Linked DNA regions of Mus musculus: region 1 is linked to region 2. A link is a loop called in an ENCODE intact Hi-C map of the cell type or tissue named here. Cell type or tissue: heart. All regions are shown on one strand. Each heading gives the region's core, and the rest is flanking DNA. Links, peaks and the distances in the headings are about the cores only. Region 1 overlaps Atp1a1 (ATPase, Na+/K+ transporting, alpha 1 polypeptide). Region 2 holds the start of Gm40109 (a long non-coding RNA gene).

What was found. Hi-C counts contacts between places; a loop is a spot of excess contacts. Peaks named below come from ENCODE experiments on the same cell type or tissue, not always from the same donor. Only the 100,000 strongest peaks of a DNase experiment are listed, where the experiment ranks them.
Region 1: a loop joins it to region 2, with 3 times the contacts of the local background. A loop is called at or near these places in 16 of 42 quality-filtered maps.

The regions. Positions count from the first base shown.
Region 1 is chr3:101,589,977-101,601,798 of GRCm38, forward strand. Atp1a1 (ATPase, Na+/K+ transporting, alpha 1 polypeptide) reads right to left here. Exons shown (of 23, transcript NM_144900.2): 2 at 5,022-5,132; 3 at 4,227-4,286; 4 at 2,402-2,605; 5 at 1,805-1,918; 6 at 1,364-1,498; 7 at 1,145-1,262; 8 at 471-739. Among named protein-coding and RNA genes, the nearest start is that of Atp1a1, 8.8 kb to the right of the region's middle. In heart, for the core only: no CTCF peak of the experiment used is centred there; DNase peaks (open chromatin) are centred at 6,945, 7,475, 8,435 and 9,415; H3K4me3 peaks cover 5,522 bases; H3K27ac peaks cover 7,037 bases.
Region 2 is chr3:101,500,110-101,511,931 of GRCm38, forward strand. It overlaps Gm40109 (a long non-coding RNA gene), which reads right to left and starts at 7,737. Exons shown (of 2, transcript XR_867517.1): 1 at 7,228-7,737; 2 at 1,818-2,550. It overlaps Gm33162 (a long non-coding RNA gene), which reads right to left. Exons shown (of 5, transcript XR_867519.3): 5 at 11,446-11,822. In heart, for the core only: a CTCF peak has its summit at 6,251 (motif pointing right); DNase peaks (open chromatin) are centred at 6,322, 7,122 and 7,462; H3K4me3 peaks cover 884 bases; H3K27ac peaks cover 4,677 bases.

The DNA.
Region 1 (11,822 bases), core at 2,836-10,835, 91 kb after region 2:
GCAGGCAAGAAACGGACATCACTCATCCAGGCTGGACAAATTCCACCACATCTTAATACAGAAGAAATCTGTTTAGAATTCAATCTCTCCAGCCTTCTCCCCAAGTCATGATGTCATGAAGATGGTAGGGACTTCCTCCCATCTCCAATAAACAATGTAAAAAAACAAAAACAAAACAAACAGAATTTATCAAGTCTATCTACCCTCCATACTACCTCCAAATTACTATTTTCCTCCATTGCCCTCAGCTGGGTTACATGATAACTTAAAAACATGATATGCTTTGGGGTTTCTGATAAACCTGTGCTAAGGTTTTCTCTGTCAAAGTTTACCATGTGATGTGGAATCAAAGACTGCACAGAAATAAATATAGACGTTGGCAGCTCCCTGCAAGAGGTTCATGGCTGAGCCCTGTACCCACACAAGCTGATCAGAGCGATGGCCACTGCTGCTGTCCCCGGGCATCTTACCGTGACAGTGGCCAGCAGACCTTCTGGCACGTTGGCTACGATGATACCAATGAGGAAGATGACAGCCTCGAGCCAGGTGTACTCAAGGATCAGAGAAAGGATGAAGAAAGACACCCCCAGGAACACGGCCACCCCGGTGATGAGGTGGATGAAATGCTCAATCTCTTCAGCAATGGGGGTCTGGCCACCTTCTAGCCCAGAGGCAAGCGTGGCAATCCTGCCCATCACGGTGCGGTCCCCAGTGTACACGACGATGCCACGTGCGGTTCCTTAAGAGAAGGTGTGAGGGGATCGTGTCAGCCAGAGGCCAGAAAATGTGCTTGGTTTCAGAGAACACACACATGCAGATTCCTGTCCTTTATTTAAACAGAACCAGCTTTCTGGGTAGCTTGCTGTCTGTTTTAAAGCAGAGTCTGGTGACAGCACTGGTATACACCGCCAGGAGAGAAGTCACACTGGCCTGTTGCTATCAGCACAGACCACTGTGTGGATCAAAGAAAAACTTCCTGGGCTTTCCTGGCAGCAGGGGAAGCCTCCCTCTCTGCTCTCTGCTAAGGAAAGCTGTCAGAACAGAGCCAATGAAATGAGGAACTGTGCCCTGCCCCCTCTCCCTCTTTCTGTTAATACCCACACTAATACTCAGACATGCCAAGGAGTGCCTTAAATAGCCCCACCTTCCACACAGTTGGTTGAGAAGAAGGCAATGTTCCTTGTCTCCAAGGGGTTCTCGTTTGTGAAATCCGGGGACCGAGTCTGGGGTTCTGATTCACCAGTGAGTGAGGAGTTATCCACCTGTATGTGAGGGAAAATAGCATCAGGTGATTCCCCAGTCTCACCACGGACCCAGGTCTGCCGAGCCGAGCTAGCCAAGAGAGGTCTCCTGGTTCAGCTACCTTGCAGCCGTTTGCAGATATGATTCTAAGATCAGCAGGGATCCGGTCTCCCCCTTTCACCTCCACCAGATCCCCGACGACGACATCCTCCGCATTGATGCTCATTTTCTCTCCATTTCGAATCACAAGGGCTTGCTTCAGAAGGGAAGATGGTTGACACCGTTAGAGGGAGCCCAACAAAGCAAGGGTAAAGCTCAAAAATTAAAAAACCAAGTTACAAAAATGCGTGTATCCCAAATTACCTGGGTCCACAGCAAAGATATCACTCATGTTTATATAAAAACACTGCAGCTCAACAGTTACCCTAGGGCTGTTCTCACAAGACGCTGCCCTTGCTCTCGGGGACAATGTCACTTGATACTTGGACTATCTTAATGTCACACTAACTTATATTGTGAGAACTGTCAATCTCTCAAAAGGGAAGGATGAAGCAGTGGGTACCTGAGGGACCATGTTCTTGAAGGATTCCATGATCTTGGAGCTTTTTGCTTCTTGATAATAGGAGAAACAGCCAGTTATGATGACTACAGCAGAGAGCACCACCCCGAGGTACAGCTAGAAGTAAAAACAGACAAGTTAGGCCCCAGAGGGAATAGTCAGGTAGCTCAGACAGAATAGAAAACACATCTGGAGGGGCCACAGCTTCAGGAATAGGGAGCTTGTGTCTTCACATTTATCCCTCTAGAGCCTGTGGGCAGGAGGCTCAGACACAGAGAAAGTTACAGATTCCTGGCCATTGACTTAATGAGCCTTTTCAAATCTCCTAGGTGAGTCGATTTCTCCTGCTTCATGAAAACAATGATATCTTTCCAAGAACTTCTAAAGGACAAACTTTTCTAGGCAAGTCCAGCACACCTAAGTGCAGAGCTGAGCTGTGCCATCAAGCAGTGGGAGGCAGAGCCAGGCAGAGCTCAGCAGAGCTGCAGGCACCCTCAGGCCAGCAGAATGACCCAGAGTGGGAGAAGAAGGGACAAATGTGAGCAGGGATGACCAAGACGGTCTGGGAGGCAACAGCGCTACCGTAACTACACAACTCACATCATCGTTTGGCGGTTCCTCTTCTGTAGCACTTCGGATGCCATAAGCCAGGAAACAAAGAATGGCCCCGATCCACAGTAACATGGAAAAGCCTCCAAAGAGCTGCCGGCAGAATTTCACCCATTCGGGAGTAGTGGGAGGGGGTGTGAGGGCGTTGGGGCCATCCCGGGCCAGGATCTCAGCGGCCCTTGCAGGTGTTAATCCCTGAGGAGTAGAGAGGCGTGCATCAGACAGAGCACACCAGCATTCAAAAGCCATCACGCTCTTCCAACAAGAAATCCATGGAAGAAACAGGCTCTTGGCCGCAGAGCCAGGTGAAGCCTGGTTAACTCCCCCAAAATAAGCAGGGAATCTCAAAAGACAAACAAACCTCATTCCCCTAGGAGCCCGTAATGCCCTAAGACCTCATTTAAAACTTCTTTTAAAAGGAACTGTGGAAAATCTGAATCAGGTTGCTTTTTATACCGAAAAGATCTCGGTTTTAACAAACTGGTTCGGTTTTGCATGTCAGGAGCTTTGAGAGTTTTCTGTACATTGATTCTATAAGGGGGAGGGGGAAGCCTAAAAACAGGAGAGCAGGAAAATTTTTCTGCAGGAATCCAAGCCTCCCTGAGTTAACAGCCAAGTTGTAAGTACAGAACTTCATTCTCACAATGGTAATGAAAACACTGGCCAGGCAGTGAAGGGCTCACCCACACGCATACTTCAGCTAACTCCTGGGAAACCTGTCAGCTTAACAGTGCTCACTGGAAAGGCCACTGCATAGCCGTCTGCATGGTCTAATGGGCCTTAAAACCCATCTCAGTGGCAGACAAGACTCACATTAAGAGGAGAAAACAGGATTACTCTTGTACTACTAAAATATCAGCTTAGAAAGAGACAGAACACATTTCTGTCTAAAGTGTGCCTCTATGGACGTGCTGTCTGTTATTTTTAACTTTGGTGCTACCTAGTAAGTGCGAGGAAAGAAGAAACAGCATGAGAGAAGACCAGTGAATTATTTAGCATCCACATCTGCGTCACGTGCCTGCTGCTAGCTCAATAAAACAACCACCTAACGTCTGAGCCCCGTCTACACCCCTAAGCACTGGGTTGGAGCCTGCTTAATTTAATGACCATCTCTTACAGGCTACTAAACCCAGTTTACAAAGTAAAGGGCCCACAGACATAAGAAACTAATAAAAACAATAAATAGGTGAAATGCTTAGAGAAGGCAGCCTGGCCCAGTGGGAGCAGAGAGTCTGAGCAGAGCCTAGGCGCTCTCTGAGCACAGGGGCAGTTGTTCCAAAGACTCAGACTGTCACTAAAATAGTGTCATCCATCTCAGTCACTGTACTGATTGTGACTGTGACAGCACTCGCAGACGAGTTCTCATAGCAGTGGGAGAGAACTTAAAGATACAAAACACATTTTGGAGGGAAGGTGTGTTTTGAGATTTGTACATAAGTCGTACCTCAGGGTGACAGAAGTTCTGACACACCACCATGAGCCAGGCTGAGAAAAGTACAAGGACACTAACTGCTAAAAACCCAGCTAGCAGCTGCTGTATGTCTCTCAAGTTTTACAAATATAGACACTTTGAGTGAAGGAGCCTGGCTTTGGAACCACCTACAAAACCGGGTGCTCTGCAACACAGAGAAACTAATGTCCACTCCAACAAGGTTTCAGGGAAGAAACGGCAACAGAGAAGTCCAAGTTCTGTGCATGTCACACAGCCAATGGCAGCTGTCAGTCCAATCCTCCTAGTAAGGTCTGACCTAAGGTGGAACACAATACCACAGGGAAAACTATGATTTGCTATGGCAGGCATCAAACGGGTACCTACTCGGCTCAAATCTGTTCCGTATTTACGATGGAGTTCATCCAGGCTGAGTTTATGGTCGTCCTAAGGGGGGAGAAAAAGAATTATACATCCTAAAATCAAAAGGAAAAAAAGCACCCTCACTCCTCATCCCTATTGAAACTTCCTTCCCTCAACTGCCTAGGCTAAGCATCACCCTCACGACTGTCTCCTGAGACAGCTTCCTCTCCAACGCTGGGTGACATTTGCTGAATTGAGTCAGAGAAACCCAATGCCTCTTGGGTGTCTAGGACTGTGGCTCTCAACCTTCCTAATGCTGTGACCCTTTAATTCAGTTCCTCATGTTGTGGCGTTCCCCAGCAGTGATGTTTTTTTCACTACTACTTCACAACTGTAATTTTGCTATTATGAATCATACTGTAAATAAATACCTGATATGTAACCCCCGTGAAAGAACCGTTCGACCCCAAGATGGATGGCAACCCACAGGTGGGGAACCACTTGTCTAGACGGGGCCCTCATCTGTCCAGGTTGGCTAGAGATGGGTTAAGTCACGGAAGCCTCCTTAGCTTAAAGAGGCTGCAGTAGCAGCATCCTTCAGAGACAAGCGTAGACTGCGGTATCAAGAATGCTTCCACTGCTTATGGAGGGGAGACAGAGACCTTGCTCAACCCTTTAGTAGCTTCTAGAATGGAGACTCTTCAGCACCAACCCGTCAGTTCTCTGCCCTAGGCCGGTGCAGAAGCATACACCCACAGGGCTCAGGTGCAATGGATTTTTAGGGAAACCCACAGAGCCAGTTTTCCTCCCAGCACTCACCATAGACACTTCCTTCTTGAGCTCATCCATATCCCTTTCCTTCTTGGCCTTTTTGCCCTTTTTGTCACCATGCTCCGATACAGCGGCAGGCTCATACTTGTCTCGTCCAACCTACAGACAGGAGGAGGGGGAAGGGAGAGAGGGTGAGCTCTGTGCAGCGCCTGGGAGGGAACACAAGGTTGTGCAGGGTGTGTGTGTGTGTGTAGGGATGGAAGCTACAGGGACACAGTGGTTTGGAACAGTCACTGGGTTAATATTCAGCACAACACAACCTAGCCTAGGGGCTTATACAGGGAGGCACCTAAACAAGGCCATGGACGGTGGATTACAGCCACTAAAGACATCTTGTGTCCACCCTGGGTTATACAGAACAATGGGGAAGTTGTAACAGGCTTCAAACAGCCTTGCTAGGGCAACTCCCATTTGGAATGAACAGTGGCTATAATGTTAAAATCCCTACTTTGCAGTCTTCTGCCTTGCCTACTGAAGGAATGAAACAATGTTTCCATTAGTGATCTTGAGGCCAGTCCGGTGCCTAAGTTTGCACTGTCAATCAGACAGACACTGAAGTCCTGGGCCCTACTAGCCACCAGTTAAAGAAGTTTGAGGGAAGTTACCAACTCCCTAAGGACCAATTTCCCTTTCCACAACACGACAAGGACAGTCAGCATTCCTGAGGATTTAATGATACATCTAAGTGCCAGTCACTCTGATTTGATGATTAAATTCTTTTCGATGCAAAGCCATTATACACAGTTTAAACACCATTAATGTTCACATAAAGATATTGACCACATTTCATTTTTTTTTTCAGAGAGAAACAAAACATCTAAAGGTCCACAAAAATTTTTAAATAATGCTACAAAGACAAAAAAGAAGAAAATGAAAGAAAGGGAGTCTCCACCCCATTCTGTAACCTAAAATAAGATCTCCCCAAATGAAAGGCCCTGGAAATGTTTTGACACAAGCAGGATGCAGGGAGAGCGCGTGCGTTACCGTGTAATTCACAGGATCCACCTACGCCTCTCCAGACTGGAAGGAGTTGATTCTATAGTTTAAATTTAGACTGTTCCACTCCCTCACCCTGTTAGAGTGCTCGGCAGATCTGTATGAAACCAGAACTTGGTACTCCAAAGTCAGGCAGTGGAGAGGGCTCACCCCTGCAGGCCACCTCCCTTGCCTTACAATGAATGCTTGGTAAAACCCCAAAGCGTGTATTTCAGGCCCTTATAGTTAGTACGTAGCAAATAAAATACGCATTCACTTGACTTTGGAAGGCTCCAAAGAGAAAGCCTGCTCAGATTAGTGGGTGTTGGAGAAGTGAGTAGTATCTGTGACGCTATTCAACACCATGTGACTTGACAAATGACTTCTTCCTTGAGAGCAGGGCACTTGAATCTTCACCTTATCTGCAGAGTGGAGTTGGGCAGAGTGGAGGACAGTCAGCATTCCTAACATTCTCTCTCTGCTATGGAGTCAGCACAGCTCCAAGGGCCTCTCGGAGTGGAGCTGTGTGCTGGAGTTAGGATGGAGCGTGTTTCTCTGCTTATCTGACGGTAAAGCCATTCCATAGCTGCCGACTTGGCTCCTTTATGTATGTGACCAGATTAAACTGATTTTTTTTTTCAAGACAGGATTTCTCTGTGTAACAGGCCCAGATTGTCCTGGACTCCCTTTTGTAGACCAGTCTGGCCCCTGCCTCCCGAGTGCTGAGATTAAAGGCGTGCACCACCATGCCCAACTTAAACAGACTTTTAAAATACACCCAATACATTTTTAAGCAAGTCTCATTTCACGGAAATACGCTTCCATGAGGAGCAGTGTTAGAATCCCCCAGCCTCACTGTCTGCGTGCTTCGGTTATTCTTAGACTTCTCACATTTTCCACGGCAAGAGGGAGAAGAGAGATATTGGCACAGCCAGCCCATTCTGGATACCTTCCAACGTTTATCAGCCATCACAAAGGCAGTGTGTTGCCTGTATCTTCACAGCTATTGAGAGTAAAGTTGAGGAATCTACATTTCCTAATAGCCAAACTCCTTTATAAATTCATGCTATTTAAGGCACTTTTAAATGGGGACAGCTGTAAAAGGGACATGGAAAGTATTAACATGTAAGATCACTTCTTCAAAATCTTAATTTTTCCAGTAGGTAATTTTTGTCTAAAAGAACTAGGCAGCTTATCCGATCAGTTCTTGCCCACAAGTAAAACAATAATTTAATGTTAATTCTTCCTGGTGTGGGTCAAGAGATCCTTAGGTTCCTATGGGCACTAAGAACTGTAATTTCAAAGCTGAAAAAGTATGCGTTTGTGGTGTGGGGTAAGACAACATTTTCCTTATTTCTTTTAAAAACAAAGGTCACAGCAGGGAGTGGTGCGGTGTTCCCTCCCCTCCCTCCCGGGCTCCGCTGACCTTCCGGCTCGTTTGGGCACCAGGCATGGAACTTCTCCTTTCTCAATTAGAAAAACGAGATTGCTTCTTCACTCAGCACCACAGAGCAAGAACGACTAACTCCATTGACGCCCTTTGAGTGTCTCTAGCTTATCTGGAAGGGGCATTGAACAGGCTGTGCCATCCTCAAAAGGGCAGTTGGTTGCAGGGGAGTAAGTTAGGTTATTAATCTTTTCCATTCTAATTTAAGAACTAGGAAGTTATAGCAAGGCATTATTTACTCCATGTGACACTTCAAGGCTGGGTGTGTCACTATTTCAACCTATGTGTCCTCCAGTTTCCACCTTCCCAGAGATTCCTAAAGCTACTGTGCCTTTGGACATGAGGAAGATGGAAGGAGAAAACCCTGGACGGGGAGAACAAAGGACAAAATAGATATGTAACAAGACTTTATGTTGGCCCTCACAATAAAGGAACAAGAAATCCCCGTGACCTTTTAGAGTGGAAAATCTTCCTTCCTCTTCTTCAGTTAATTCATCACTTACAGGAGGAAATGTGCTTGGGGAAGGTAGAAGACAGCTGCAAATTTACCAATAATTACAATAACATGAGGATCATACACCCACATAGTTCACACACACAACTCACATACTCTCACACCTTTCTCACACATATACACTCTCATACACACACTCACAAACACACTGTCACATCCACACACACAGTCTCTCACACTTTTACACAAATACACTCATACATAGTCACACACCCTTTCACAGTCACACACACACACACACACACACACACACACACACACACACTCTGCAGTGAGATTTAAATAAGGACCTTCCTCCCCAGTAGACTGCAACTTGATGCCTACACAGCCACCAGCACCGCCTCTGCTTTGTGCACTAGCATCTAGGGGTGCCTTCTAAGGCTTCCACTCACCAGCAACACCTCTGGTTCTACAGCCAGAGAACTCAGGAGGCCCTTACAGACTTCTGAAATCCCCTCTGATTTGCCCAAAGGGTACTTGGAAGTCTAAGATGCCCACTCCCATTAGCGAGGTCAGTGGATGGTGCTTTCAATTCTGGCCCATGTCATTACCCTAGCACCGCCACTTGCCAGCTACATGACCTTGAACAGTCAGCCTTAGACACCAGCTTTGTCACAACTATTAACTTACCTAACACAGTCTGATAGTTTGGTTAGTACAATCTGAAAACAGAACACCTAACAAAACAAAACAACCCCCACATTGTTTCCAGAACTGAGAACAAAAGCTTTTGACTAGCAAGAGAGGCTACCAATATGGCAAAGTAACTGCTCCAAATGTTGCTGATTCACAGCTGGCCAAGAGGGCTGTGGAGACGGCACCTTCAAACTCAATTTGGCAAACTCCAATTTGGCAGGGAAGTCAGACACAGCCTGATTCAGCTACAGAAGGCTCTGCCTAGTTTTGGCCAACTGTTAGTAAAGAGTGGGGGAGTATTCCCCAATTTTCCTGGTTCTCATATCAAAACCTCAAACTCAGCTCTGTCTGAAAAGGTCACACACAGCACTATACAAAGGTCACTGTGATAACCCAGTCACTACACACATTACTGCCATTCCTTGATTCCTATAGAGGTAACTTTCAGAAACATGTTAAAGAAAGTATCACTCTGGCCTACTTTGCTACATTTCCAACTGATGCTCGGCCTAAATGGCTTCCTGTAGGTTCATCTTTCTAGCTGGGGACCTAAGGGATGTACCAAGCCTGTGCTAGGTGGGAATTGGCAAATGGAAGACAATGGGTAAACAGTGAGAGGCCTTTAGCTGTTCTCCAGCCCACAGTGATACTTTTGGAATAGCAATTCTCTGCAGAGGAGGTAACCAAGGGGCACCCCAACCACGTACGGTGCCACAGGTCCCTCCTCTCACTCCTGAAGACATGCATGCTGGAAATGTACTCCTACGAAGCCAGAGCACTGGGTCCTTTGTGAACCCAGTTCAGTCCCTAAACTTGGGCTGCATCCATCAGTCACAGGGCCGTGATCAGCCACTGGGTTCCCTCATCCCATGGGAACATCATCTAACCTGCCTCCCTGGTGAATTCTTAAACAACCCTGCTAGTCCACCCTTGTGGCCATGGAATGTACCGTGACCATTTGAAAAAAATAAAAATGGTAAGAGTAATGTGAAGAATTCCTATATTTTAAATTTTCTTCCTCTTAAAATGTATTTTTTTTTCTTCTACTTACTAAAAAGCACCAGCGCCATGGGACATTTGATCTCTCCAAGAGACCTGAATGAATCAAAACGTCTGCTCATGCCTTAACATCCTCCACCTGCCCTCCCCTATAACCCCCCTTTTTCCCTCATTATTCTGGTTTGAGAGAGAAAAGCTTAAAAACTGGAACAGCACTACAGAGGGGCTGCCAGTTTCCAGGAAGTCCTGATCACTCTTTGATAGGTGGTTTGGAGCCTAGGAAGCAAACGGACTGCTGAGTTGAAGAGGGCAAAGGTGCTGAAAGCCTACAGAAACACAGCTTGGTGCCATGGAAGTGAGACAGAGAGCATGCAAACAGACAGGTTGTGCACCCCAACTGCCCCAAGGCTCTGAATAACACCAGGACAACAGACTGGAAAGATAAACACCAGGGCCCAAGGATGACAAACCATTACAGTGATTACTAGACTAGTTCCCCAAATAACGAAGGCTCCAAAGATAAAGCCTGGCCACCATCAATCAGCCTTTCAAATCACCAGCAGAGACTATGAGATTGCTGTTACTAAGTGGGGTTTGAGTAAAACCTGCTAAGAGACAGTGCCCAGATGCATTTCACTGTAAAATCACAAAGCAACTAAAGAATGAGGTCTATTGGATTAAAAAAAAAAAATCCCTTTGGCTCAGGACCCAAATGAAACCAAATCAGGGTGAAAGTGTGTGTGTGTGTGTGTGTGTGTGTGTGTGGTTTCCTCTTTTCTAATTCACAGAATCTGCTATCCCATACACCCAACAAATACATGTTAAGAATGTCTTATGGATTCCCGACACCAGATTTCAGCACGGCTAATGAGGTGAGTCATATGCAGAGAACACTCTCTCTGACTCCAGCCAAAGAACACACTTCCTCTCATACTCTCAATTCAAGGCAAAGTGAGAATGTTCAGACCCGACTCTGCTTGTTAGTCCCCACCCCAAATACACATATAAAGGAAGGAGTGTTTAAAGCCTGTTGCATTATAACATTCCCTTTACTTCACATTAGTACCCCCTAGCCCTAGTCTCAGAGTAATCTAGAATTAGACAGGGCTGGTGAAAGTCTGCCCAGTGCTTTGTTATGCAAACCCAGCCACTCTGATTACTGGGAGCCCATCTGATCTGACACTCGGATTTCTTCTTCAGGTCTGTTGGCTGGCAGCCCCCCTCCGCACCCCCCCCCCCCCCAGGCACCAGTGTTCTTAGCTGAGAAACTGCCGGTTTTCCCTATGACACTTTTAAGAAGTTAAAAATGACCACTGATCACGGTGAAAGTCTTCACTTGAAACGTGAATGTTGACGGAAAGTCTAAGATGCTGCTGATTGGATTTGCTTGTTGGACAGTGATACAGTGCTCAGTCATGCCAATGAATACTTCCTTTTGAGGAGCAGTTAACAGGACTTCTCAATATTTCCCTATCGTTAATATTTCTCAGGGGAAGGAAAACTGTTACACAGCTTTGAAAGGGCCTGGAGAGCAGCGCTTACGCAGATCTGTGTCCCCCAGCCCTGATGACTTAGGAAGCCCCGGCACACTGGTATGGCACTCACTCCACACAGCACACAGATGACTCTACTTGCTCTCAGGGCGAGGACTGTACATCTGGCCAGACCAGAAACCAGAGCTCCCAGGCTGTGCTTTTTCAAGAAACCTGCTTGTCTTCAAATGAAGCAATACTTTAACTTAGCTTTTCATACAGAGTCCTTCAGGGCTGTTTAGTTAATGGTTCCCTCTCATTATTGAGGTACTCCTAAAAGAACAGTCTGTGGAGAAGAGAAGTCACTTCTCCGTGCACTTGTTGCTAAGTAATCCTCAGGCGTTGGTTTTGAAGAGTTCAGGGATGGATCAGTGCGAGTGCCAAGTCTCTTCTCTAACACTGGGCCTGCTCTTTATTCTTAAATGTGATTCTAAGTTTTAGTCCTCAACTGGATAAACACCCTACTAGACCTTTATAAAGCTTTTTTGGGGGGTGGGGTGGGGTGGGGGGTGTTTTCTATCATCTTGGGTTTAAAAAGAGCAGCCTCCCGGTTTCTTATTCTTCCACCCCAAGGTGAGTCACCATTGTTACAAACTTGCCAGCAGAGAACGCTACAAATTAACAAACAGCCAGCGGCCAGCCTTATAATAGGGGGTGGGGGTGTGTGAGTGCTGATAACCTTCCAG
Region 2 (11,822 bases), core at 1,728-9,727:
CGTGTGTTTGCCTGTCAACATGGACGCAGGATGGCATCTTCAGTGGCCAGACGTTCAGTGGCCAGACGAGCGCTTTCACTTCTGGGTATTTATATTTCCCCAGCTACAAAATAAGATGTGGTGATAAATGCTTATCTCAAGGGCTGTGGGGAGGATAGACTCACAAGTGACATCAGGCAAAACACCTCCAAAGGTAACGGTCCCTCCTACCTGTCTTAGTGCGTTGGAAATGTCACACTTGAGACCTAAGGGGATAAGGATCCATGTGCCCTTTACAAGTAAATACACAGACTGGTCAATGGACGGGGAATCTGTTCTCTCCCAGACTGTGGGAGAGTTGACGGTGCATACTGTCTCCGGATGTTTGATTTCCTGAGCCTCTCCTGAACAATGCCACCACTGTCCTGGCACCCTTGGCAAGCGGTCCCATGACAGCCAGGTTCTTGTCACATGTCATTTTCCTGGAGTGAGTCACTGGAGAACCGAGCTGTAGTCATGACCTTCAGCAGAGGGAGGTGAAAGTGGCCCGGAATGAACACAGAGTCGGACTTGGCTTCCTATTCCCTTCCATGGACATTTCGCCCCAGGCCTTGACCTTGCAACTCAAGAGAGTAGGACCCTACTATGAGTGGTATAAACTAATATCCTGCCTCTGACCTCCACACAAAGGGCCTTTGAACCCCTAAGATCTTATCTCTTCCCTTCCAATCTAGCCCTTGCAAGTCTGAGGGAGACTGGAGCTGTTAGAGTCTTTGGTCCCAAAGGGTAACCAGGAACACTCTTGGGTTCCCTCCCGAGAGCAAGCAGGAGTGACCAGACGGGGCAAAAGCTCAACTCTGTGGTCTGACTGCATGTCTTCCTTCTTCTAGTGTGGAAACATGCCATTTATTACCACAGACACAAAGCAGAGCTCTGCAGCATGTACGTCTGTGTGTGACTGTTATGATCTAGCTCCCAGGACGAGATGTGATCTCTGTGGGGGTGATGCCTTCCTGGATAGCTGTGTAGCAGGGGGAGAAGAGGTCAGCTGGTAACCAGGACTCGTGAGTCCATGCTCCTCTATCTGTGACCTTGGGATATGACCTTGTCCAATCTTCCTTCTCCGAGACTGAGGGTCCACATCTGAAAAGTGATTTGTCTCCATCACTGAATTGGAATATTTCCACCATTCCGAGCTCTAATTTTCTTGGCTGCTCAAACACAAAGCCTTAGAGAGAAATACGTAAAGGTGAGACATAACTATAACTGCATAGCTGTGAACCTTGCATGTGAGAGACAGAGCCAGGCTACCTATCGGGACCTCCTCCTCCCCCTCCCCCTCCCCCTCCCCCTCCTCCTCCTCCTCCTCCTCCTCCTCTTCCTCTTCTTCCTCCTCTTCCTCTTCCTCCTCCTCTCCTTTCTATCTCCTGCTTTCCCACCCCCTCCCTTCTTCCCCTTCCCTCTCTCCTTCCCTCCCTCCCTTCCTCCCTCCCTCCCTCCCTCCCTCCCTCCCTCCCTCCCTTCCTTCCTTCCTTCCTTCCTTCCTTCCTTCCTTCCTTCCTTCCTCCTTCCTTCTTTTCTCTCTGTTTCAAGACAGCATCTTGTGTAGCCCAAGGCTGGCCTTTGGCTCACTCAGTAAGTAATCAAGCATGATATTAAATTTCTGACCTTCCAGACTCCATCTCCTACGTTCTAGGATTACAGGCACATGCCACCTTGCGTACGTGCTGCTGGAGATTGAACCCAAGGCTACACTTATGTAAGTCGAGTATGTTATTAACTGAGCTATAATCCCAACCTGGTTCTTTCAAAAAGGAAAACAAGATTTAAAAAGTAAGTCCTGAGAGAAGACAGCAATCTTTATCAGTACCAACTCCATACCTCTCAGCTTCCCATCTCCCCCAAACACAAGCCCAGGAGGGACTCCTGTTGGCAGACCCTACATTTGTATATTCAAAAGGAGCTCAAATGCTTGTTCCCACAAGCTGTAAACAGCCTAGCCAACTTTATGAGTTCCAGCATACCCAGCAGATCATCCACGAGCCATGCACAATTCAAGGCTGTTTGACATTTGTTTCTGGTTTTTTCCTATGGCGCCCTGGCTTCACTCTGCACTCTGTTCTTCAGATGTTCTCTGAGCCCCCGAGGAGGCTGGCGCTAACAGTGCTATTACAGATGCTGCGGATAAGCCGGTGCAGCCTGCTCTGGGGAAGCTTGCCTTCTCCTCGTGGGGAACAAAGAAGTTCTTACCATCCCGCCCCAAGAAAAACAAAATGCAGCTTCCGGGAGGAGGAAGCTTTGCTGCTGAGCCTTGTGAGGTGGGTAGACTTCTTCGGAGTTTTTGCCAAAGGAAGAGAATGTGCCGAGCCCAGGGCAGAGGCACAGAGTAGAGATGCAGTGAAAGCCACTGGTAAGAACAAGTGTTCCTTTGGCCGAGCTTCAAGTGGAGCTGAGCTGAGCTATGAACCTTGGGCAGAGGCAGAGTCAGTGTCTCCAGGATTCCAGGACCTTGGACTTGGGGGCATGAACTGGCAGTCTCCACCAGAGCCGCATAGTGATGGGAGCCGGGTCCTGGGAGAGTAATGTACATCATGTGTGAAGTGGGAAAAATCCAGGGGACAGCACTACAGAAAATCCAGGCCTCTAGTCCATGAGGCTAAGGGGCCATCATGTTCAGTGGAGAGACCATTTAATTTGGATATGAAAGGGCCACTCAAAATGGCATGTGTGTGTATTAGGACAGTGGTCTCAGTTGTTAAGAACAAGTACTGCTCTCGCAGATGACCTAAGTTTAGTTCTCAGCACGAATATTAGGCCTCTCACAGACACCTGAATCCCAGCTCCAGGGTATCCCATGCCATTTTCTTGCCTTACTGGGTATTTGTAGGCACGCACATATAAACACACACACACACACACACACACACACAATAAATCCTTAAAACAGGATAATGGATTGGAGGCTTAATCCCTAGCTTGTAGCAATACCATGAAGTAATCAGATCTTTCGGGTACAATCTTATCAATTAGTTAATTAATCTCTTGATGAGTCATAGCTAAATAGACTGTTGGGAGGTGGGACCCATTTGGAGGGAGTGGGTCTCTGGGGGTGAGCCTTTGTAAAGTATAGCATTTCCCTCAATGAACCCTTGGGCTCCTCTACCCCAGTCTCTCTCCCCTCTCATTTTCCTCTCTTGTTCTCTACCTTCCCCACACAACCCTTCTTCTGTCTCCCTCCCTCTTCCTCTGGTTGGTTCTCTGTGCATTTCTTCCTGGCACTTCTGAAGTAAGTAGTTTTCCTCTACCAAGCCTTACCACAGAGCAAAGCAACAGGTCAGCTGCTCACACCTGAACGTTAACTTCTGAATATTAAGTTGTTTACCACAGTATTTTGCCAATCATGGATGGTGGCAAGAATTAGAAGGAAGGGGCAGCAGAGTGGTCAGCCCAAGGCAGGGAAGATGCTGCAGTTGGGACCTAGAAGCCTTCCCACATTAGGCTTGGTGAATGGTTTATCCTGCTTTGGGGTGGGACACTGTTGTGCAGAGGTTCCTGAGGGAGTTGTGAGCTGGCTTAGAGGAACTGACCTCCTCCTGTCTGCTTTACTCTCTAAGAGAACCCTTAAATCTTAGCCAGGCATATGCATCCTACTTGTATTTCTTATACCTACATGAAGACACATAGCTACATATGGCCATGACCTGATGTCTAGAAACGAGTATTTCCATAGACTAGAAGGCAGACTCCGATGGCTGGAGCTCCATAGCTATCTTGAACCATGAGGTAAAACTTCGTGCCTGGAATGAGGGAGCCATAGAATGCTGGTTCACAGTGAAGGAAGCTTTCCTACGTCTGGTCCACCCTGTTGAGCTCCTGACTTTATTGACATGGGCGAGAAATAACTGTCGATGCTGTTCATGCTTCAGTCTTCTCTCTCTGGCACCAAATTCATCCAGTCTTAAGTCTCTGTAACAAAGCACAGAGAAATGGGGACAGACACTCATCCAAACTGTCTCAGAAGAGAAACGTTTGTGTCCACAAGACATCATCTTCCACAGGTCTCAGCTCCCTAAAGTTCCAGTCACTCATCCAAACACTGAGGTGTGAGTGCAGAGTCTTGGAGGCGGGAGATTTACAGACTCGAGGCCACTGTGGCCTATAGACAGTTCTCCAGTTCTTCAGTGCACAACAAAGTCGTCCTCTCTTGTAGGAGAGCTCATGACCTTTATGTCCCCTTGGCTCATCCTCCTGGATGGACACTCCTCTCTGTTTCCCTGGATCCTAGGCAATCTGGTCCTACCTGATGTAATTGCTCTTCCAACTGGGGGCAATAGAATCTAAGGCAAAGCTGGGTATTGTACACACCTGTAATCAAGGTAGGAACACTGTGAGTTCAAGGTCAGCTTGGACTTCACAGTGAGGCTCCCCATCTCTAATCAAAAGTAGGGACACTGGTTCTTGAAGTTGAAATTGGATGTGTGCACTGCCTTTTGTGAGCTGGACCTTGTAAGTGACTAATGGCCTCTATACAGAAAATCTTTCGGGTTGCCTCTGAGGTTTGTACTGTTTAGCTCCTTAATGGTTTTTCAATTCACGATGCGGCATAGCGTGTGATCCCTGTGCCCTGAAGGATGCCTTGTTCCAAGTCCCGACTGAGGGAATGGAGGATGATGGCTACAGAAAGAACAGCCAAGTGTGGGGCCAGGGCAAACATTTACAGGTGGCAACTGGCTTGATCTTTATTTTTGTCATTGTTTAGAGACAGGGTCTCGCAGCATAGTCTTGTCTGTTCTGGAACTTGCTATGTAGACCAGTCTGACCTCAAACTCTGAGTTCTTTCTGCCTCTGCAGTGCTGGGATTAAAGGCATGTGCCACTACACCAGGCATGACACTGGTTTTTGGAGGGAGTTGGCAGGCTCTGTTTACAGAGCTTCTGAGGCTCCAGTCAATGAGTGAGAACATCTAACAGGTTCTAAGTGCTTGCTTCGGGCCTGGTAATGATGTCTTAGCCCTTCAATGCATCACTTGGCTGCGAGCACACAAGGTGGGGGACCTGGGAGCTGGAAGGGTGAGGCCATCTGCCCAGTGGCAGTTAGTATGCGGGAGAATTGTCACTCCAGTTTCTTACACGCGTTCTCACGACCGGCCAGGAAGAACACAACAAACCAGAATCTTCTGCGGCAAAACTTTATTGCTTACATCTTCAGGAGCAAGAGTGCAAGCCTCCCATTGCTTACATCTTTAGGAGCCAGAGCGCCAGAGCGCCAGAGCGCCAGAGCGCAGAGCAAGAGCTCTATTGTTTACATCTTTAGGAGCAAGAAAGCAAGCCCCAAGCCCCAAAGCCCCAAAGCGAAAGCGAAACCCCCTCCCTCTTAAGGAGAGTTATCCTTCGCCTAGGACGTATCACTCCCTGATTGGCTGCAGCCCATGGCCGAGTTGTAGTCACGGGGAAGGCAGAGCACATGGGGTGGAGAACTACCTTTGGCACATGCGCAGATTATTTGTTTACCACTTAGAACACAGCTGTCAGCGCCATCTTGTAACGGCGAATGTGGGGGCGGCTTCCCACACCAGTTCCCCCTGTTCCACAGCCCTCAACTCCACAGGAGTTGATTCTTAAGGACCCTGGAGCAGTTCCTTCCTTGTGAGCTCCCTCTTATCAGGATGGATGTTGCCGCTCTCCTATCAGGATGGATCTCTGCATTTCCTATGATAGGAGTCCCACACTTGGCGGTTGTCTAAGATCACCCCTGCCAACAGGGGTGCCATTTTCCATCTTGTCCTGGGGTCAGCTGAGGGCCTTGTGCATGCAGGCCCTTCTACCACCCAGCCTCCCAGGCTTCAGCCTGTTGGAAGGTTGACAGGGCTTCTTGCAGTGTTTGACGAATGAGCTGGAGTGGTTTGGGAGTTGGGGAAAGCTCTGACTTGGGGCATTTGCCAGTTTCCATCATGTAAATACTGCTGCTGAGACCCATTTCAAGCTGACACCGCAACCTGTAAAAATCCTTTATACGTAATAATTGGCAGTGGTGTAGCAGGCTCTGGTGGATCCGGGCCCAGAGACTTCACAGTCGAGAAGAGGGCCAGTCTGGGTCCGAATTCTGGGACCCCAAGGCCTTGACAAGCTGTGTTCTGGCCCCAGATTGTCAGCCTTCCAGGGCTCTTCCTTGTACCTCTCAAGGGTCCCATTGTAATGGGATGGGGGGGAGGGGCAAGGCAGACTGTGCAGGACTCCAGGAAGGAGCACAACCATGCGGACAGCAGGTGGCAGCACTCTCGTGGTCAAAGATGTGCATCTCCGCCTAATGAGGGGCCTTTGTTCTGAGCCAGAGGCTGTGTCACCAAGAGAAAGGCCCCACAGGGCAAGCTAATCAGCCTGTCCTTAGCTGACCTTCACCTCCCAGAGCCTGAAAGACAGGTCCCAGAACCCTGACAGAATGAGAGTCACTGAAGCAAATAGCGGACACACACACACACACACACCATCACAGGCACCCAGTGTGGTCAAGAAGAGAGCTGAATGCAGCACGGGTCTCCAGGCTTCTGGAAGGCAGTTCTCTTTCTCACCTGCTGTCATCGACACATCTCATTCATCCTCTGGGGTTCATTTTCTGCTGGGGTACCCAGTTGTTTTGTTTGCCCTGGACCGTCTGGACTAAATAAGCAAAATTCTTTCTCCTGCTCAACCCTACTGGGCAAATGGACTCTGTGTGTGTGTGTGTGTGTGTGTGTATGTGTTTCAGCCCTTGAATAGCATCTGCCTGACAGGGACATTGTAGCTTTTGCTGTAGGCATGGCCATGGAAGAGAAATGTCTAGGCGAGGTCAGGACTGGCCCAAGTCTACAGACAGGATTGGATGTCATTCCATTTTCAAAACTTGCCCCCTCCCCCCCCCCCTTTTGTCCCCAGAGGTCAGGGTCCAAACGCAGGAGAGGGAACCTGGAACAGTATGATTCCCCCTTCCCTATCTTGACCTCCCTCTCCATCCCACATATGCAGCCTGGATCTTGTACAAAGTCCATTGGCCATTTAGCTCACCACAGAGGACTCTCTGTTCCAGGGGAGAGTGCAGCCACTCACAGAGGCAAGGTATTGGGAGGTGGGGACGGCAAGGCAGGTTGGAACCTCCTCAGCCACTGAGGAATGGAGGAGGGGACTCAGTCCTGGTGTGGTGTGACATGTCAGCTTCTGTCACTCTGGTACCCTCTCCCCCTGTCCACCACTTCCTTTTCCTCTCAGTGCCCACCTTGTCCTGGAGACGAACTACAGCTGTGACGTTGCACGAAGGCAGGCAGCTTTTCTGAAACCAAGACCCAAGCACAGGATTCTTTGCTCTGCGTGTCAGGAGGAAGGGCAGCGGTGCGCCAGGGCTCACGTTCTGTACAGACTGTCCTTATCTAGTCTCCGGCCTTATCTCAGTTAGCTTTTCCTGGCACTCACACTGGTGGCCATCCTGGGCTTGTGCCAGTCCCTAGGAGCTCAGGCTCCCTCCCGTCACAAGTGTTTGTTCAGTCCCACTGGTCCCTTCCCTAGCTGGAGAGTAGCGGGCGGTTGGAGAAGCCACTGCCAAATGGTGCCCCTGAAACTTTGAAAGATGAGAAGAGGGTCACGTCCTGCCGAGTCAGGGACAGTCGTGACACATTCCAAGTGGGTTGTCAGATCTGTCACCCACCAGGAAAGAGTTGATAAGTATTTAGAAATAGACTTTCCATGGGCTTCTGGCTTCAACCTTCTGGACAGCCAACCTCTTCACATCAAAGTATGCAGTGCTCGTATTTCATTCCACTGGAGACGAGTTAATACAGGCAAAGCCCTGTTCTGGATAAAAATTGACTCTGCAGGTAACATCCTGCTGATTCTGGTTTTCTGACCAGCACTGGGTTTGCTGGAACCTGCCTTGGAGACTAAGAGCTCTGTGATTTTTTTTAAAAAATAAGAAGTACAAAGGCCCCAGGGGCCTGGGACCATGGCTCAGGCAGTGCTCACCTAGCAAGCCTGAGAACCTGAGTTAGATCCTCCAGCATCCACATAAACAGCCAGGCATGGAACCACCCAGCTCTGAGGAGGTGAAAACGGGAGGGTCCCTGAAGCTCATGTGACAGTCTTGTCAAATCAGTGAGCTTCGGGTTTAGTTAGAGACCCTGTCCCCCAAAAGAAGTTGGAGAGTATCAGAGTAAAATACCCAACATTGGCCTCTGGCTCCACACATACCTGCATCATGGATCCACACCCACACCCAACCCGTGCCACATACATATACCCACACACATACACACACACACAGAAGCATGGAATATTTTGTCTACAAGATAGTGGCCAAGGGGTATTAAATGTGTTGAAGAAAAGCTAGATCTGTAGAAAGGACTTCTTGCCAAATACACCAAACTTTAGGTTGACAATTCGGCCAGGATGCAATCTTCAAAATCTCAATGGGACAATGACAGCCCTTACTGGTGCCAGAGGTCTTTTGCTCCATTGCCATATTGTCTGCTGCTCCACCAAAGCTTCATGAAGGACACCTGGAAGGTGCCACATAGGTATGGAGACATCGTTGGTACTAACACCGTATATATCCTATGGACCCACCTATACATCTACCCTATGAGCCCCCATCTATTGACTAGAAACACAAGTTTCTCGAGCTGCCCATGGCCCAGTCACAAGCTGGGAAGCTAATGTATGGTGGAGGATGGAAGGAAAGGTCCCAAGAACCCCTGCAGTTTTCTTGTTTGGTTTGGTTTGAGACAGGGTCTCTATACACCCCTGCCTGTTCTAGAACTCACTATGTAGACCTGGCTGGCCTTGAATTCAGAGACCTGCCGACCTCTGCCTCCCAAGTTCTGGGATTAAAGGCACGTGTCACAATGCTTGCTGCTCTACCATTTTAAAATGTTTATTTATTTTATTAATTAATTTATTATATGTAAGTACGCTGTAACAGTCTTCAGACACACCAGAAGAGGGCATCAGATCCCATTATAGATGGCAGAGAGCCACCATGTGGTTGCTGGGATTTGAACTCAGGACCTTCGGAAGAGCAGTCAGTGCTCTTAACCGCTCCAGCCCCAAAATGTTTATTTTTAATTGTGTGTTTATGTGTCTGTCTACGTGCACATGTAAGTGCAGGTACCCACAGAGTTCAGAAGAGGCTATCAGACCCCTGGAGCTGGAGTTACAAGTTGTTGTAAGCTCCCCAGTGCTGGGAATGGAACTCAGGTCTTCCTGACAATCACCACAACTTCTTAACTGACGAGCCATCTCTCCAGCCCCTGCTCTGATTGGGGGGAGGGTAATTTTAATTAAATTATTATTATTATTGTTATTATTGAGACAGAATTTTACTCTACAGCCTAGGCTGGTCTGGAACTTATCATGATCCTCCGACTTCTGCTTCCCAAGAGCTGAGATTACAGGTGTGTACTATGGTATGTGGAGTGTTCAATCTCTGTCTCTGTAGCCCTCCCTCCCTCCCTCCCTCCTCTCTCTTGTATAGACAGGATCTAGCTATTTACTTCATAGTTTCAATCCTGTTGTCTCAGCGCCTTTCATGCTGGGATGGCAGGCGTGCACCACCATGGCCCATGGGGCCTTCCTTCTGCTGTTGCATTTCTAGGTGGCTGAGGGTCCTCTGAGCTACCTCTCTCCACCTCTGTCCCTGCCCTGACCCAGCCTGTCCTTTTCACCTATCCTGCCACCTGCTTTGCAGTAAGAAACCAGAAACCCCACACTACTCAGAACATGGGGTTCTCTGGGTCTGCGGGGGGAGCTGTGCAGGGTGGTAGTGAGGAGCAGGAGGGAAAGGCTGCATTGCTCCTGTCCGGAGGACTCTAGGCTCCAGCTGTCCATGAGGGAGGGAACAGGCTTTTAATTGATAGGAAGTCTTGCTGCCTGGATTTACTCATCTTTCTAAGCCCTGCCCCCTTCTGTCCTGCCTGCTTCAATACCACCACCCCCTGCAACAGAGTTCACTGGGTGCTGGGCACAGAAAGGGACACAGCTAAGTCCCAGCACAATGAGACTCGTACTGTAATGTGTGGTGGAAATATATAAACCCAGTTCTGAGAATTAGAAAGTGTCTTGTTCCAAACACAAATGCTGGGGACTGATCCCCAGGCCTGTACTGTGCATGCCAGGCAGTTGCTCTACACTGAGTACTGGGGGTGACGTGGGGTTTCAGGATAGTAGAAACCGTTGCCTAAACAGGTTCCCATCCTATTGCGCTGCCTGTCCGTGGGATCCTCACAGGTGAAAGTCTACAGTGAGGACTGCTTGCCCCTTGGCACTCTTTTCTTCAGGGAAACAACCAGAGGCACAGGCAAAGGTTGTGTGGGTGGGAGTCAGGACGCGCCGGTGACTCTCTGGGACAGTCACTCCTGCAGTGGCCATGTGGAATCAAGTTTCTTTACCAGTGGCATTAATGTGGGCAGAAAATTAAATTTTGAAGCTAATTTTGGACATAATAATCTAATTAAAAATTTGCATCCATCTCATCGAATACAATTTAACAATAAAAAAAGACAAAATATTGACATATACTTATTATATTCAGCAACTTGGCAATTCTGTTGAACAAGGAAAGCCAGTCTCAAAAAGCCACATACTTTATGGCCTTGTTCTGTTATATTTTTAAAATGCTCAAATTCATCTGGAGATAAAGAATGAGAATCCTCTTAGCAATTAGGGATTGTAGAGAGGGGCTGGGTGTGGCTATGGGCAGCTGGCGCTGTGATGGTCCCAACAGCTGTGGATCTTGAGTGTGGTCACCCACTGCTAAACAGGTGATAAAGTCTCAGACAACCGAGCATTCATAGAGAGGAATGTGATGTGTACACGGAGTGTGTACGTGTAAGACTGGCTAGGTCAGAGTGAGCTGTGGACTACAGCAACATCTTTTCCTGATTTGCATAGCACGCTATAGTTTTGTATTTGTATTTGTATTTGTATTTATTTGAGGGGTTGGGTGAAAGATGTACAGGGACTTCTCTGTACTTTTGCATGTCTATGCTAAATACACAGAATATAAAACTTGCCTTTTTAGTCAGTTCTACATGCATAGCACCATCAATTGACTCTTGAACATTCCCCTAAAGGCCTATGTGATGAAGGCTTGGTCCCAAGCCTGTGACACTACTGGGACTTGGAAAAACCTTTGGGGGGGTGGAGCTTAATGTAAGGAAGTTAGGTTACTGAGGTGTGTCATCAGAAGGGATTCTGGGACCCTGGCCCTCTCCTATTTCTCTGTTTCCTGGTTACTATGAGGTGAATAGGTTTTTTCCTTATTTTATTTATTTATTTTTATGTGTACATGTGTTTTTGCCTGATGCTAGTAGAGGCCAGAGAGTAGTGGAGCCCCTGGAACTGGAGTTACAGAGGGTTGTGGGTCACCACATGAATGTTGGGGACAGAACTCAGGTTCTCCAGAAGAGCAGCCAGTGTTCCTAACCACTGAGCCACCTCTCCAGCCTCCTGTGCAGCCTCTTGCCATACACGCTCCTCATGTTCTATCTCTCCACAGTTCCAAAGCCATGGGACGAAGTGGACTGGTCTCTTGAAGGAAGCTCTGATGCCCTGCACTGTGCCCAGCCTAGCTTGGTCTTGGAAACCTGAGGGGGTGGTGAGGAAATAAAGGACGAACAGACACACATACAGAAAAGCTGGGATCAGATGGGCCATGTTCGATCTGATGGAGCATACTAACCAGGCCCAAGAACGCAGAGCCTTACTTTTATTTTTATTTTTTATTTATGTACAGCACAGGAAGAGAGGTCAGCTGGCCTGGTCGGAGGTCTTTCCGGGGGGAGGGGGGGACCAGTCTGAGGCTGCAGTCATCTGGAGGAGGAA